2 separate regions of the Homo sapiens genome follow, and region 2 is linked to region 1. The links are chromatin loops, found by intact Hi-C in ENCODE. Cell type or tissue: mammary epithelial cell. All regions are shown on one strand.

Region 1 (4,000 bases):
GGCCTGGAGCTTCTGGAGAAGGCCAGCCTCATGCCCAAGTCTTGGTGAGACAGCAGATTCCATCCCTCCTGGGACCGGAGCGGCAATCAAACATGGCATGAAACTGGCCCTTCTGGGCTGCATGGGCAGGAGGCAGGAGCTGAAGTTTTCTTAACTGTTGGGCTTGTTCTTGTAAATTCAATCATTTATCTGACATTTCCTGAGCTCCTGCCATGGGCCAGGCCCTGGAGATAGAGCAGTGAAAAACAGTAAAATTTCCCTGCCTTCGTGCAACTTATATTCTAATGGGAGGAGAGAGTGTAAAATCAATATATATTATAAATAGTATAATATGCTAAATGGTGATGAGTGCTGTGGAGACTTTGAAGCAGGGGTGGGGAATATGGCCATATTTCCCAGGGGAAGAAGTATTGCAATTTGAAATATGGAGGTAGATGAAAACCTCACTCAAAGATGATTTGCAAACAGAGAAGGAAATGAGGTGATCAGGAGCAAGACAGAGACTGTCTAGGGGATGAGGCTTCCAGACAGAGGGGATGATAAGTGCAAAGGAACCCAGGCAGAAGCATGCATGGGCTGTTCAAAGAACTCAAGTGCAGTTGGATCAGAGAGGGTGAGGAGAAGAGTAACAGGAGATGAAGTGAGAGAGGAAGTGGCCAGGAAGCCTAGCATTGTGCAGATCTGTTCACTGCACCGTAATGCCTGAGCTCACCAAGCCTTGTGCCTTGATGCAGGATTGTGTCTGCCTGGAGGAAGAAGCATGTTTTTGGACTAACAACAAGCTCTCTCTCTCTCGCTCTCTCTTTGAGATGGTCTAGCTCTGTTGCCCAGGCTGGAGTGTCATGGCACAATCTCAGCTCACTGCAACCTCCACCTCCCGGGCTCAATCAATCCTCCCCGCTCAGCCTCCAGAGCAGCTGGACTACAGGCACACACCACCATGCCTGGCTAATTTTTTTTGTATTTTTTTTGTAGAGATGGGGTTTCACCATGTTTTCCAGGCTGGTCTTGAACTCTTGGGCTCAAGTTATTTGCCTGCCTCAGCCTCCCAAAGTGTTGGGATTACAGGCATCAGCCACTGCGCCTGGCCAAGCTCTTTTTAATACCAATGGCCTATTCTGCAAGAAAAAGATGTCCACTGGGAGACTTGAGGCAGAGGAATGGCATATCTGACTTACTTATTCTTTGGAAACTGTGTTAAGATTAGACAATAGAGGGCAAAGATGAAATCAGAGAAACAAAGTCGAAGCTTTTACATAAGACGGTGACTTGGCTACTTGATGACATTAGTAGCTTGAAGGCATTTCCATTCTAGAGGTTGACAGCTTGGTCCAGTACTCAATGGCAGCAAACCTGGCTTAGACTTTTCTGGAAGCCTGTTGTAGCAGATGGCAGCCCCTTTTAGAAGCACAATCTAGGTGAGCTTGCCCTATGCATCATGCCCTTCCCCAGCCCGTTATAATTTGCCCTATTATAACATTGTAAGTCACCACTTATTGAACACCCACTATGTGGCAGGCTCAGTGCCAAGCATTTTGCATACCCATTTTCTTAACATCTTGCCCAACTGCATGAGGAATATCATAAGGAAGCTGAGAAAGAGCTCAGGAAGTTGCATGATATTGTACCATTTGTAAATGGCAGGGCTGTGATGCAAAAATCACATTATTCTTACCAAGACCTGGCTCTTCACTGCCTTGCTATATTAGGTTGGTGTAAAAGTAATTGCAGCCATTAAAAGCAATGGCATACAAAATATACGTTGCCTGGGTCTTCTCAGCTCTGTTCTGGGCTGTTAGTCAAATTACAAAGAACTAGCCTCCCCTCTGTTTGATATGAATCTCTCCCAGGCCTTTGCTCTCTTGTCTTCTAGATAAGTTAGCCAGACAGGCAGCTGACTAAGAAGCTATCCTATTTTTAAAGAGAAGAACATTTCATAATTTCCTTTGGTAACTCAGTTACTTCTAGTAAACAATGACTTGACTAACTACACTGTCACCCGGGGGGTGGGACTGTATCGTTGCATCTAGTACCTAGGAGGATGCTGACTCAATTAGTATTTGCTAAACAGATAAATGGAGTAATGAGCTTATCAGAGAATCTGATTCAAGATGAGGAAGACCCACAGAATGGACTAGCTGAGGAATGAGAGAGCAAGCAGTCAACCTTAGATGTGATCCCAATACAAAACTTTTTTTTTTTTTTTTCACAATGTAACCTTTAATCTTTTGAGGGGAGAAAGAAGGAAGGGAGAGGAATGAGCAAGACACAGGTAGCTCTGATGAAGAAACTCTCTAAAAAAGAGGGAATAAAAGAGACTTTTATTTTGCTTTCTTTTAATCAAATTATGTGTGGTCCTGGTTGTCAAGAGAGTTCTTAGTTTAAGTTCTAGCACTATCATTTATTTTTGTTTTTTAACTTTTATTTTAGGTTCAGGGATACATGCGCAAGCTTGTTACATAGGTAAGCCTGTGTCATGGGAGTTTGGCGCACAGATTATTTCATCACCAAGGTACTAAGCCTAGTACCTAACAGTTATTTTTTCTGATCCTCTCCCTCCTCCCATCCTCCACCCTCAAGTAGGCCCCGGTATCTGTTGTTCCCCTCTTTGTGCCCATGTGTTCTCATCATTTAGCTCCCACTTATAAGTGAGAACATGTGGTATTTGGTTTTCTGTTCCCATGTTACTTTGCTAAGGATGATGGTCTCCAGCCTCATCCATGTTTCTGCAAAGGACATGATCTTGTTCTTTTTTTGTGGCTGCACAGTATTCCATGGTGTATATATACTACATTTTCTTTATCCAGTCTATCATTGATGGCCATTTAGGTTGATTCCAGGTCTTTGCTATTGTGAATAGTGCTGCAATGAACATATACATGCATGTGTCTTTAGGGTAGAATGATTTATATTTTTGGGGGTATATACTCAGTAATGGGATTGCTGGTTTGATTGGTAGTTCTGTTTTTAGTTCTTTAAGGAATCACAACACTGCTTTCCAGAATGGTTGAACTAATTTACACTCGTACCAACAGTGTATAAGTGTTCCCTTTTCTCTGCAACCTTGCCAGCATCTGTTATTTCTTGACTTTTAGTAATAGCCATTCTGACTGGTGTGAGATGGTATCTCATTGTGGTTTTGATTCACATTTCTCTAATGATTAATGATATTGAGATTTTTTTCATATAGCACTGTCATTTAAGGCATGTGACTTTGAGGCAGTTGCCTCACCTTTTTAAGCCTTAGTTTTCTCATTGGAAGAGTATGGGCTACAATGCAATTGAACGTACTTGCTGTGTGTCAGGCACTGTTCTAGGAGCTTTCACAGATATATTATTTAAGCTCTACAGTAACTCACATGAGATAAGTGCTCTTATTATCCCCATTTTGCAGAGGAGGCAACTGAGGCATGGAGAGAATGAGTAACTGCCCGGGTATACACAGCTAGTGAGTCGTAGAGCTCCAGTTCGAACCCACTCAGTCTGTGCTCTTAACTACCTCATTATTTTCCCATAGACTTATTGTAGAGATCAAAGAAAATACTGTTCACAAAAGTATTAGGTTGGTGCAAAAGTAATTGTGGTTTTTGTCATTTAAAAGTAATGCATACTTAAAGTATAAGATTTCATAACCAAGGACCCAGAATGATGCCATATAGCATGATTCTGTAAATGCTTAATAAGAAGTCATGATTATAAGGGTTGTCTGACTCTTTCCTGGAGGCTGAGAGAATAAAGAGCCAAGAAGGATGTCTTCATCTGGTCCTGAAGTGGAGGAGAGAAGGACCTGGCACTGTTTGGAGTTTGGAACCTCCTTCACGTAGTGCCTGGTTTGGGTCTGAAATGATTGTCCTCCAGCTAAAGGGCAGGACCAGCATTCCTGAATGCCCCAATGTGTTATGGATAAAGAGAAACATCTCCAAGAGAGCAAAGCTCTGAATAAGAATTACGGCTAGGGGGCATGGTGCACCCCAGGGAAGGAGTCAAGGGGGAGACATTC
Region 2 (4,000 bases), 78 kb before region 1:
GAATAGCAAGGGAAAAATCTGCCCCCATGATCCAGTCACCTCCCACAAAGCCCCTCTTCTAACATTGGGGATTACAGTTCAACACGAGATTTGTGGGGGAACACAGACCCAAACCATACCAATTACTAAAGAAATGGGAGACATTTGAATTTGGTGAAGAAATGGTCTAAGGTCTAAGCTTGGCCCAACCTCGGGCATCATGCCAAGTATAAAGGATAGCAAAGAGAATAATGCCTTTTGGTTTCTAAAGAGTTGAGGCTGGAGGAATAAGCATGTAACATGGTATGAAAAGTGCTAATAATCAAGGAAAGTAAGTGATAGGGTGGATCTTCAAAGGAGCAATATATTTGGGGTGGAAAGGTCATAGGTTGCATGGGTTGAAGCTTAACACATGAAAAGGCTGTGTTAAAAAAGTACTGATGATTTCTGTATGATTGGAAAATATGGGGAGATGGTCTGGTACAAAATACCTGTTTAATGAATTGTGCAGAAGCATCAAGAGATAAGGTCAGGAAAGGGAGAAGGGACAAGTGTATCATGCTGAAATTTTTTTGACTCTAGCCTGAAGCTATTGAAAGATTTTGAGAATGTGAGTGGACCTGGTCAAATCTGTCATTGATGAAGCTCATTCTGACCCTGAAATAAGCCAAAATTAGCAAGCTCCAATGTTAATTTGTTTTAACCTGTAAAGCTAGCAAGTAAAAATTCCTTAAATAAAGAACTCAACTGTTTCACTGTTTAGCAATGAGACCAAAGAGTATGTAAGATCGAAGGAATAGAGGTATAGAAAGACTGTTTTGCCCTTTGTTAAACTGAAAGACTAGCCTACTAACAATTCTAAATAATTATCTGGAACATTATCAGGGAATCTCACTGGGGTCAGACTGGAATCTAATTCTGGTTCTGCCACTCTCCAGCTGTGTGGCTTTGGAAATGTTACTTAACAGCTCTGTGCCTCCATTTCCTCATTTGTAAAATGGATTTGTTAATAGTACCTGTTTCAAGAAGTACTTATGAGGATTACACAATATAATGCATATATTCCACTGGTAATGCCACTCAACACAGGAGACCACTAGGAACACACAAGGAGTTGAACAAAGTTGGGTTTTTTTGTTTGTTGAAACTAGAGATACATTGTAGGGATTCCTGAGTGCTGGAAAGGCCTTCTTTCAGGATTTGGGCTTGTGATGAGTGATTTGGGAAGGATTCAAGCAAGAGTTTGCACTGGATTTCGATTCTGTAAGGAAGTGGGGTAATTTTATGATTGGTCTGAATAGATCTCATTTAGGAGGTGGGAGACACGAAGCTAAGTGAAAGCCGTAATTTGTAAAGAAGCAGCAGTCACTCATATTTAGTATTTTGTGCTTTGCACTGCGACTTTGTTTTTGTCTTATTACACAAGATGTGAAGAGGTCTTTTCTGTTTCATCATGGTCACAGAGTAACCTTGACTGATGGTCTTCTGTGAGATTGTTTATGTTCAACAGGAGAACACCAAGGCCTAGCTGGTAATAACAAGCCAAGTCCTGGATGCCAAGGGCTGCTTTTCTCTTTCTGTCACTTAGCACAATGCCTGGCATAAAGTTAAAGCTTAAGAAGTATCCTAAGGAACAATTCTAAAAGAATTGAGCCCAACTCTCACATGCATTCTGACCCTAAAATAAAGGCCAGTTTGGTCCATTTTTGAGATTAATATGACAGTGTTGTTTCAACTTCATTGGTCAGTACCTTCTTATTCCTTTTCTATATGGATAGATTTGCCTTATATTTTAGATGTTTACTTTGAGTTTGTATTTTTCGTATTCAAAACAGTTAAATCAGAATGTTAAACTTCTAACAACAGATTCTCTTTGAACATTTTTACAAAAGTTTAAAAGTTTTAAAAATCTGTTTTCAACATCTCCCTAGGTCAGTCTTCACAGTGTTTATCACAACTGAACATAAATATTAAGTTTAGTTATTTGTAAAATATCTGTTTCTCCTGCTATACCATGAAAGCAGGTTCTTATCAGCCTTGCTATTATATCTTAGCGCCCAGTATGTGCCTGGCACAGACTGTTTTGAAGAAATGATTGTTGAGTAACTGAACGAGGAAGAGAAATTGTACTTGGAAAGTGGAGTTGAAAACTAACATGTATTGAGTGACTGTTCAATGCCAGGTCCTATTTTAGGCACTATACAAAAATTATAATTAAGTCCTCTCAGAAATTCTGTAAAGGAATTATTGACTTAAGTTCAGCGACTTACCCTTCTAGGAATGGGTAAAGTCTGATTCCAGGTCTGTGTCATTCATCAAACATTTAATAAACACATATCTTGGGAATTTATCATAGCCTATCATTAGCAATTGCTTTTCTGTAATCGTATCAACTTCGTCTACTCTCTGTCATAGTCTCCTACCTGCGAGTCCCAACTTGTTTTAAGCACTGCTCCATCTCTTTACTCTGCGCTTACACCTAACAGCTGAATGGGGCTGGAGAAAAATCTGAAGCCAATGCTGACTAATTTCATTTTAAATCCATTACCACAAATTTCAAATAGGTACTACCCAAAGATCTTACTGTGCTTCACAAACATGTTTGTTCTCTTACTCTCCAAAATTACTGTGTCATAACTTCCCTCTTCAACTTTTTCCAACACCAGCCTCTGACTACTGGACCATTCCATCAGCATACAAACATTTTCTTCTGCCTCCCATTTGTAAACAAAACGACACCTTCCCTTGACCTCACATCTTCTTTTGCCACTTCTCTCACACCTTCACAGAAACCTGCTCAAAAATTTCCTCACATTTCCAGCTTACCTCTATGGACCCTAAAACTAGGTTTTGGATCCCACCATTCCCTGAAACTGCTCTTGTCAAGATTACAAACACCTCCACTTTGCCAAATCAGTCATCTCTCTCTTAACTCCTGCCGCATTTATTAAGTCCTCTTCATGCACTATCTGTCTTTTCTTGGCTTCTTTAACAGCATGCTCTCCCAGTTTCTTGCTTCTTGCTCTATCCATTGGCTGTAGGTCTTCCTCTTAAGCCTTAAGTGTTGGTGTGCTCCAGGCTCAGGCCCAAGACTTTTCTGTTTTTCTACTGATCTCATCTAATTGCATGGTTTAGATACCATCTTATGTACAGATTTATATTGCCAGTTCTGACCTTTCCACTGAGCTATAACTTTAGATACCTAAACGCCCACTTGACCATTCGCTACTTGAATAATAAAAAGGTGTTTCATACTTAAAATGGCTAAAACAGTACTCTTGACTTTCTCCCTGTGAAATTGGTTCTTTTTTTCATTCTTCCTCATCTCACTATATGGTCCTTCTCCTCTCACTCATATATTTCACTCAGACAAAAACCCAGGAGCTGTCATTTCTCCTCCATTTCCCATAATCTCATAATCTACTTCAAAAATACACCTGCAGTACATTAATTTTTCCTTCATATCCATCGCTTTTCCTTTTTTCTAAGTTTCCATTATCTTCTATCAGTTCTTACCTGAATTGCAATTGCCTCTTTAGCTGTTCTTCCAGTGTTCTACACAGTCTGGCCATTGCCTGCCTTTTGACATCATTTCTTATCATCAGTGTTCCACCCACTCCAGTCTGACTGCATTGTCTTTTTCGGTTACTCAGAAAGGCAAAGTTAGTTTTCCCGTGGGGTTGTTTATTCATTGTTGTCTCTGCCTAGAATGACCCCCTCCTCTTAGGATTTCAGGTCTCAGCTCAAATGTCCCTTCTTCAGTGAAACTTTTCCCAACCTGCCAGTCTGAATGAGCTCTTCTGCGCTGTCACTGTGACATTGTATATTTTCTTCATTACACTTTTCACTATCTGAATTTCTTATTCATATTTTTGTCATTCTCTGTTAGAATACCAGCTCCATGAAATTGGGTGCCGTGTCTGGCCACCTTAACTTTCACCAGTATATTTCCAGAATCAAGAATATTGCCTGACACATGATAAATGCACCATAAATGTTTGTTCAATAAGTACATTTTATA

The links. Peaks named below come from ENCODE experiments on the same cell type or tissue, not always from the same donor. Only the 100,000 strongest peaks of a DNase experiment are listed, where the experiment ranks them.
Region 2: it touches region 1 in a loop (2.9-fold over the local background); 1 of 110 quality-filtered maps calls a loop at or near these places.

The regions. Positions count from the first base shown.
Region 1 is chr4:53,912,443-53,916,442 of GRCh38, reverse strand. LOC124900702 (a long non-coding RNA gene) reads right to left here. Exons shown (of 2, transcript XR_007058120.1): 2 at 1-224. Among named protein-coding and RNA genes, the nearest start is that of CHIC2, 150 kb to the left of the region's middle. In mammary epithelial cell, no CTCF peak of the experiment used is centred here; DNase peaks (open chromatin) are centred at 1,642, 1,992 and 2,472; H3K27ac peaks cover 3,873 bases.
Region 2 is chr4:53,990,438-53,994,437 of GRCh38, reverse strand. No RefSeq gene overlaps it. Among named protein-coding and RNA genes, the nearest start is that of CHIC2, 72 kb to the left of the region's middle. In mammary epithelial cell, no CTCF peak of the experiment used is centred here; a DNase peak (open chromatin) is centred at 2,427; H3K27ac peaks cover 1,818 bases.